2 separate regions of the Mus musculus genome follow, and region 2 is linked to region 1. A link is a contact called in ENCODE POLR2A ChIA-PET data. All regions are on one chromosome and are shown on one strand. The core of a region is the stretch at or near the end of the contact, and the rest is flanking DNA. Distances in the headings are between cores, read along the strand shown. Region 1 holds the start of Sox6 (SRY (sex determining region Y)-box 6). Region 2 holds the start of 1700003G18Rik (RIKEN cDNA 1700003G18 gene).

What was found. ChIA-PET counts read pairs that join two places held with the same protein, here RNA polymerase II (POLR2A).
Region 2: POLR2A ChIA-PET joins it to region 1 with 17 read pairs in embryonic stem cell. The contact joins the promoter of 1700003G18Rik here to the promoter of Sox6 in region 1. POLR2A ChIA-PET finds 5 or more read pairs at or near these places in 2 of 5 experiments (Patski and embryonic stem cell).

What each region holds. Positions count from the first base shown.
Region 1 is chr7:116,036,675-116,041,283 of GRCm38, reverse strand. Sox6 (SRY (sex determining region Y)-box 6) reads left to right here and starts at 2,540. Exons shown (of 16, transcript NM_001025559.3): 1 at 2,540-2,607.
Region 2 is chr7:116,090,330-116,094,938 of GRCm38, reverse strand. 1700003G18Rik (RIKEN cDNA 1700003G18 gene) reads left to right here and starts at 1,790. Exons shown (of 4, transcript NR_029433.1): 1 at 1,790-1,877. It overlaps 1110004F10Rik (RIKEN cDNA 1110004F10 gene), which reads right to left and starts at 1,559. Exons shown (of 5, transcript NM_019772.2): 1 at 1,414-1,559. The coding sequence starts at 1,476.

The DNA of each region.
Region 1 (4,609 bases), core at 1,291-3,790:
AGTGAAAAATCTCAGAAGTGTTCTCAGGGCAGTTCTCTGAGGAGAACCTTTGGGATGGCTTTGTAAGATGCCTCCAAGTCTTGAAGGCAGTTGTCCAGGAATAACAAAGAACAACTGCAGTAGGTTGTTGCAAGATTCAACAAGAGGGCTCTTAAAAGCCTGATATACAAACTGCAAATATATCTGCAGAGCAGTGAGTGAAAATGAGCTTAAGACGATGGAAGCAGGTGATACAATTAATAGCACACTACTGTTTTGCCAAACCTATTCTTAAGGTGCCCAGAAGGCCTGAGTTTTTGGGAAGTGGGACACTTGAGACTCAGCTTTTGCAGCACATAGCTATGCTGTCTCAACGTTCCTCTCTTGTTTTCAGTTCTCATCTTAAGACCTCTGCTTATGACTGCTTGCATCTCTAAGTACCTTTGTCTCCCATCGAAGAGCAAGCAAAGGAACCCAAGGGAGGCCGAGGCCGCCCTGAGCCATGACCTCCGTCCTGTAGGAGCCGAGGCTGTGTCTTTCTCAAGGTATCTACCCGTTCCCTGCCTGGGTAGTTAGTGCTGAAAGTCCGGGTCTCGGATCTGTTCTCTAACCCCAGGTTTGTAGTCTAGTGAGAGAATGCACTGAGTACTGGCATTAGCTACTTTGCAGGTGTCGCTCTGCCATCTTCTGATCTGGGTTTCCCAGCAGTACGGCTTCCGGGACTCCTCTGCTCCAGGGGGACCTTCGTAGGCTTAAAACAAAAACAAAAACAAAAACAAAAACAAAAAACAAAAAACAAAACAAAACAAAAACTGTCCCGGAGGTCGTCCTGGCTGCCAGCTCTGCCTGCATGATGGGTCGTAGTGGCTTTGAGCCCAGCGCACTCTTGAGCTCCACCTCAAGGTGGCGACCGAGGCACGTAAACAAAGGCTGCACTGGCAGTTGGCACCCATGGGCTCCTCCACGAACTCCAGTTTCCCAGCGGCTCCTCCGAGAGCTGAATTGACTGTTAAAGGGGCCCTTGTAGATGGATCGTTGGGCCGGAATGTCAGCCGTGCGTTCGTGCGTGACTGAATGACTGAATGACTCTCTTTCTGTGTGTACACGCACGTGCGCGTAGCCTGCGCTTCTGTATCGCCGAAGCAGGCAGAAGCGCTTCTAGGATGGAAACTAGCCCCGTTTGGGACGCTGGAGCTTTCCTGGCGTCACCTGAGCCTGCAGTCCCCCCAACCCCCCTCCCGTCCCCTGTGATCTGGCTGGTCCGGGCTTCTGCCCACTGTGCGGCCTGAGTACCCTGGGTCAGTGAGCAACTGGCAGGACAGAGGGTTTGATTGCTGTGGCAAACAGCAGGTTTGCAGATCTCTGTTCAGTGACACCCACGATTTATGAGTGGCTCCGGTATATACAACTCTTTGCTGCGCTGGAGTCCTCTAGGGTGCGCGCAGGCCGACCCTAGGGGTAGGGGTAGTTGTGGGCGGAGAAGAGAGACACGGACAGTGAAAGAATAAGCATGCGGCAGTCATACAGTCTTACCTCAGGGACGAAGGACACGGTTCCTAGAACTGCGATCTGCACGGCCAGTGTGCAGCCCAGCTGTTTCTCCCGTAGGCGCTTCCCGCCTAACACCGCCTTCTGACTAACTTGGATAGGGCTTGAGCTGCCCCCTCCTTTTTTCCTCCCCTTCTTTTCCTTTCCAGACATCGCTTTAACTCAACCCAAGGCATATCCAGAAGTCAGTTCCGTATAGAGCTTCCATTCAGTCGTGGGGGGGGAAATCCGGTATACAGTTTCTTGTAGGCAGATGGAAGAACTAGATGGTTACAGGACTTTGGAGGGGTGCGTAGGAATGGCACGGGGTGTTGGTGGCAGCGAAAGACAGTTTCTTTGGGGTCTTCGCACTGCCGCAGGTAAGGCTCTCAGATTACAGCTGCCCTCCTGTAGAGTCACAGTTGTGGGCTAGCGGAGGGCGCTCTGCTGTTGAGAGGGGAGTGGAGGAGGGTGGAGTGGGAGAAATGGGCTCTGGACAGACTCCACCAGCACGCATTGTCTTGGTTGGTGTCTGTGCCGGGCGCTCAGCTGATGTCTTTGGGAGCTTTTGAACAAGGTAGACCCTCTAATACCCTCCCCCACTCTCTAGACAGTGTTTCAAAAGATGCGAATAGCTCTAAAATAAGTTTAATTTTTTGTCTGACTTCCCGTTCAAGATGTAAAAAGGATCAAATAAATGAAACTTTATTTGACTGTGGAGTTTATCCAGAGACTCAGCGACATCTCTGGTCTTTGGCCTTATTCTAATTCTATGGTAGTAATTACCCTTCGTTTCTTTAAGTGCGATAGATTTATTGCCTTAGAGACTATGCACAGTTTGATTGAATTATTCATTTTTTTCTTTGGTGTAGACTGCATCTGGGGACTCTGATGTGACGTGTAGATTTTTTTTTTCAGGAACAAAGGGAATGTGGAAATGAAAGAGAGAGGGAGAGAGAGGCTGGCAGATGTAATGAGACGCGGTGAAGGTGTACGCAGACGGGCACTCCCACGCCTCCTCCCTTCGGCTCTCACTGCAGCCCTGGGTAACTCGCAGGCTAACACAAACAGCTTTTCTCCCGCAGCCTGCCCTCTGTCACTGTAAGTACATCACCCTTCTCTTATCAGCATGCAGATTCCAGCCACGCACTCCCTCGCCTTGGCTTTGCACCTTTGACAGCAAAAGCACATTGGGAAATTAACTTTCCTAAGCTAGGAAAGGCATGTCTAGAAAACTTACTTTTTATTTATCTTTATTGTTCTTTGAAAACAGAAGTTCATGCATTTTTACCACTTTTCCTACCTTTGTGACAGTGCTCTGTTGCTCTTGTCACCGTGGCTATGCTTTTTTCAACTGGATGACTCTCAGATTCAGATGAAATTTAATGTTATTCTCCATCCGTTTAAAGTACAGGCGCAGTGCCTTGTCCTTCTGCGAAATGCTATCTTAAAGGACGAAGAATATTATTCACAGTTTGCTTTTGTTGCTGAAACCCGAGTTCCAACCTCTTTGAGGCACTGCCTGTCCCAAGGGCACTGTTATTTGGGAGCTGATACTATCTGCTTCTCCCAAACTTAAACAAAAGTGCCGCGGGCTGCGAGAGCGCTTGGGTGTTTGTCATCCAGGGTTAAGGAGACCAATGGCGAAAACTTTTCTCCACGCTGTAATTAAAGTTTTTCAACTTCTTCCCTTTTGCCTTTTACACTCGTTCACATACTCTTCGTTTTGTTAAAAGTTCTCCTTGGTGTTTTGGAGTGAGTGACATATTTGTCCTGTTTACACAGTAGCCATGAAGCCCTTCCTGCGAGAAGTTGGCCACCTTAAGATGAAGTCATGTAGGTCTGAATGATCCGCCCGGTTAGTGTAAAAGAGCCTTTCAAAGGGAGAATTCGAGGTTTTAACGGCTGTTCTATTTTCTTTCTTTCTTTCTTTCTTTCTTTCTTTCTTTCTTTCTTTCTTTCTTTCTTTCTTCTCTCTCTCTCTCTCTCTCTCTCTCTCTCTCTCTCTCTCTTTGCGTGGGTGTTTTAAATATTAACTTCTGAAGCAGGATTAATTGCATTGCCCTTCCCAAGTTCAGGGGGAACCTCTCTCCAGGAACGCGCCTTGTCTCTGCCAGTTCGTGCCTCTTCTCTGGAGGTGCGAGGCCAAACTTAACAAAGCCGAGTTGCCTTTGGTTGGTCGAGGTGCAAAGGGACACAAACACAGCGGGCGCCCAGGCAGCAACCGCAGCAGGCAGGTAAGTCAGCCCCACCCGCTGGCCTCTTCTTCCCTTCTCAGTCCTGGCATTTCAAAGGCTGGGTTCAAGTCGAGCTGGCTCCAGACCCTAGAAGTGAGCTTGTGTGTTCCAGGATTGGGATGCGGTGTCGGGTGCCCTTCATAGACTTCTTGGAACCCGCAGGCGTGCGGATCAGGTGGGAAGCCCACCAGACCAGCGGATGGATGCCTGGCTTTCTGCCTCACCCACTTGCGTAGTACAGCTGGTGCTCAAGGCTTTGGAGGAAACCCTTAGCAAGCACACACCCCTACTTCCCCCGGGCCACATGTCACCCAGTGCAGTCTGGATTGTGACGCCCAGACCCCAAACTTTAGTGTTCTTCCTTTGGGACGAAATATGTCACCTGCTCTGGGTTGTTTGCCCCTCAGCCATCTACTTTGGTACTAGTTTATGACTTGAAATCTAAAGCGGTCTCTTGAGCTCCTTTTCAGAAGGTACTAGGGCCTTGGATCACAGAAATCTTTTTCTTTTCCTTCTTGCCTCCCGCCAGCCCAGAGGCCTGTTTTCTGGTCGGCTGGTTCTGCTTCCCAGATCCCAGAATACTCTGTGATTTTAAAAGACCAATGTGCTGGTATTGGGAAAGCCAAACCTGCCTCAGCAATTAGGAGGAACCCAGTGGCGCCCATGTTTGCTTATGCAATGGCTCATCTGTTTGAATGGCTCTTCCCTGCGAATTGGTCTTTGACACCTATCTTGGCACTTCTCTTTGCAGCTTTTTAGGGCAGGTCATTTGGTTTGACCTGTAGGATTTGGACAGGGTTTCTGGACAGGGTTTCTGGTTTGAATTCTCAGGAAGGCAGCTGAGGCAGCTGAAGAGTTCAAGGCTC
Region 2 (4,609 bases), core at 541-3,040, 54 kb before region 1:
GTCGTCTTTATGATAGTATAGGTAAAGTCACAGGTCCCAATCTTGAAAATGCAATTATAATCACCTATAAATCAACTATCAAGACAACAGTTATAGGATTTGAAATATATCAAAGTTCACCTGGCTAAAAAGTTGTTTTATTTCTGAGTCTATCAAAGCAAGAATGTGTGACATTCTCGGAATCAACTCACAGTTGATATTGGGAGGAAAACAATGTAACAGCTCTTTTACATCTACAATCTAGATCACTAAAAAAACCTAGACAAATTCCTAACAATGCAGAATGGCGGTATTAACAATGGAAGATCTAAATTCCAGTCGCAGGGAAGACAAGGGACATGAATTAATCTCACAGACAACCAGTCATCCCTCCACTCTTTTTTAATTGATTACTAATCTTCCTCACAAGGCTAAAATTTATTCTATTATTACAATTCTGGTCCACACCCCATCTTCCAACCAAAGGAGTGTGGTTCTTAGTATTCTCTCATTAACTACAAAATAATTCAGGGAACCTTTTATGGCTCACAAAGGACTTATGAAAGATGTCAAACTGCACTAAAAGTTACAATTCTGAAGCTGACAGTGTATGAATAAGCGAGACCAGCTTTCATCTGTCTCAAAGATGACTTCCTCATGTCCCCTTCCCACCAACTTCCCCATCAATGTTTCCAAGGGATTTCATTATAGAAGAACCTAATTTTACAAGTTACCTGCAGTTTCTAAACACTATGCTAGAGCTAAGACAAATATAAGCATCCTCTTTATTAATCTTCAATTCCAGTATCTGGCATTGTAGTCAGTACTGAACAGGTTAATAAGGGACAGTTTATTATTTAAACTGATGAGCTGAAGGCATGAGAGGGCAGGAAAAAGGTATCTGACATCAAAATGCGCTTCTGGGTCTCACTCCCTCTGACCTCGCCATTATTCCATCCCCAAACTGTCTACCACAATCTTCGGCTTAATATTGGTCTCTGTTTATTAAGAATGGTGTAGTTAGGGCAGCAATTACCAGTACACTGCAAAAAAGGATTCGGGCTGGAAAATTTGTCCAAATGTGACTGAACATTTCGCGATTGCCAGAGGAGCGTTTTAGACCAATGTCAGGACTATGACATATCTATCCTGAAATGACTAAGAAATGAGCTTCACCGGTTTCCCAAAACGCAAAGACATCTCGATTAAGCTCTTTTTCCTTTTCGACCCTTCTCAGGATTTCCTTCCTCAACCCCCGTTCCTACGCAGGTCTCTGTATCTCAGCTCAGGGCCTCTTCAATCCTTCAGATTCTAGTAGGAAAAGGAAGACATCCCTCGTTGCGCCCCCTTCCTTCGGGCGCTTCTTCCTCCATCCACCCTTCCCGGCCTACCCCAGCCTTCACTAGGCCTCAACCCTCATCCATTGTTATTTACATCGTCGTCGGGGGAGGCTGAACGTTTCACCCCGTGCGGGTGAGACTCCCGGGCAGCACTCATCGTAGCTGGGATCCTGACGGGGATATGCCAAACACACTCGCAGTTCTCCTCAAACGCGACACCAGCAGCCCTCACCCAGCCGCCGGACCAAGCAGCGCCACTCCAGAACGCAGAGCCCCCTCCGGCCCTTCACCGCTACAGTCGTCACTGCTGCGGCCGCTCGTCACCCTGGAGCACACCGGGAGTTGTAGTTTTTTTGGACTCACTCTTTACTGGCCTGACTAAGCCGTCTTCAGTGACTTAAACTACATTTCCCAGGAGGCCGAGCGAAGCATCTCGCGCGGCGTGGCGGGAGAGCCCTCGGAGGCTACGCTTTCTTCGGCGTGTAGAGGGAGCTTTCCCGTGGATGGGTATGGTGGTGATCGTTGGCGGAGAGCTTCGTTGCCACAGACAGACCTAGAGTGGGTTTTCGCCTTTTTGTGTGTGTGAGGTTCTGCCCTGTTAGTAAACACATTCATCATAGTTAAACACATAGACTTAAGTGTAATGTTTGAGGCTTTTTGAATACAAGTTCTCGGCCCAAGACAAAAACCTAAAACATGGCTTCTTCCCCCAGCCTAATGTGTGGTCTCTACTGCTCACACGGGATATTCTAACGTCTTCATTCTCTTCCTTTCCTTCCTTCCTTTCTTTTCTTACTGAATAGAGTTCAGTGTGAAGCTGAAGGCTTGTTAATTGGCTGTTTTGTTTTTCGTTTTTTTTCTAAACAGCTCCACCCCTCAGGAATTGTGGACCGTTTTCCACTGGGCTTAGTGTATTCTAGATAAGAGTGACCCAACTCTCTGATCCCTTTTTAAGGTAGATATTATTTGAAACTTCATCGACTGAAGTCTGTCTGCCAAAAAAAAATCCTGTATCTTTATTATTTTTCTTGGGGTGGGGGTGGGGGGTAAGTTTCCTATATAATAAACCCCTTTAAAGTTACAATACAGTAGCAGTCTCAACCTGTTTCAACTGTCTCCTCAGTCTAGTTGCAAGAGACCACCCCCACCCCGCCCCCTTAGGATGGATACATTCGCTGCCCTTCCCATTTGCAATCTTGTTTCTAGTTCCCTTTTCCTCATTTCCCTGCTCCCTTTCCAGCCCCAACTAAGCTTCCTGCAAGATCTTGTAGTCCAGTGTTCAGATACTGAAGATAAACTTCTGTATGTTATAGCTGAATTTGCATCCACAGGTGAACCTGACATACTGTCAGGATGACTTTCTTGCCCTTACTCATTCTGAAGACTTCCAGCCTTGATTTTTAAAAAGATTTTTTTTTCAAGTATAAACAAATAGTATGACAACAGTACATGGCTAGTCTTAAGTCCCCATACCGAGTGGTCTATGAGACACCTGTCAGTGTCTGTGCTCAGCAGTTACTCTAGTTGAACTACATTTCAGATGACGATGAACCACTGATAGAACTGTGCCCAAAGTGAAACCTGACTATGCCTGTGAACCTAGTGTCTGGGAGGTGGTGAAGGAAGATAAGAAATTCAAGATCATCCTCTTCTAAGTAATGTGTGGTTTGTCAGCCGAGTCTATAGTAAGACCTCCTCTCAAAATAAAAATAAAAAATAAAAATAAAATAAAAACAGTACCCCACCCCCCGCCCCTATCCCAAACATCAGGACTTAGAGCTATGCACACAGGGAAGACAGTTTCTTAATTTATGCAGTCATAGATCCAATTCCTTTATTTTTGAAGCAGAGACTAGCTTTTAAATAAATTATATAAAAATACGGTTAGAGCTATATTTAATAAGCCTAACCAAAACAAACTAATCTCTTATTTCTGTGTTAAACCACAATAAAGGAAAAAAAAAAACCCATGAAGAAAATATTTTTAGAAGTGGTTTTTTAGTCACTAAAATTAAAATATTTTACCTACTAACTTCATGACCCTACTTAGTTTTTATTTAACTTTTATAAATGCAATTACAATGGAATTCCATCGAGGTAACAAAGTAGGATGATTATAATTCACTTCAAATAGATTTGAAAAATTGTAATAAGCACAATTTAGAACTCTTAATGTTACTGGCAAAATAAGATGGCCCAGTAGCTACTTAAAGATAGCTAAGTGACTCTAAGATGAAGAGGATTATTATTAAGGTTAGTAAATATTAAATAATTTTAACTTTAGTAATAGATAAAAGTCCAGGAAATTTTAATGTGCTTTTTATTCACCAGATTTGTGGCACATCTGGATGGCTATGTGTTCAAGTTATCATAAAACATCATGGAGCAAATCAAACCTCAGAATAACATACTGTATTATTTGAACAGACTTGACTCAGTTCATGTTCACAAAGCTAGATGTGAAGATGAAACTGTATAGTAGTAGCAATATATGATGACACAGAGACTTAGTAATACTCTCCCTTGTTAACAAGAAGTCATCGATGGAGCTATGAAATACCTTCTCTAATACAAGACCATTCCAGTTTCACTTTTTGTTTGTTTTCTAACACAGTGCCACAGGATGGTTAGTGAATGTCTTAAGTTTGTACTACCTTAGATATTCTCTGCTAATCCTTAAATTTTACCAAACACTTTCAGTGGGTACATAAGGAACATATTTTCTGCATTCAAGCAATTTAAATTTTAATTGTAACAGTTTAAGTTCAGTTTACCGATTAAGATTAACCATATACATCAAAACAATTTGCCAAAGATAGAAATGAGCAAAAGTGATTACAGAATTACAGTCTGGGGAGTGCTGAATGTCAAGGGATGGAGTCTCTAAGGATTATTTTATTCTAGATGAGTGTGTGCTTCTGAAGAAATACCTAACTCTTCAGGTACTTTTTTTAAAAAAAGATTTATTTATTTTATTTTATGAGTACACTGTAGCTGTACAGATGGTTGTGAGCTTTCATGTGGTTGCTGGGAATTGAATTTTTGGGGGGAGACCTCTGCTGGCTCTGATCAACTCTGCTCGTTCTGTCCCTGTTCATTCCAGCCCAAAGATTTATTTATATACGTACGTACATTTAGCTCCAGAAGAGGGCATCAGATCTCATTTCAGGTGGCTGTGAGCCACTGTGTGGTTGCTGGGATTTGAACTCAGGACCTTCAGAAAAGTAGTCAGTGCTCTTACCTGCTGAGCCATCTCGCCAGCCCCAGGTACATTTTTTAATAGTGAAAAC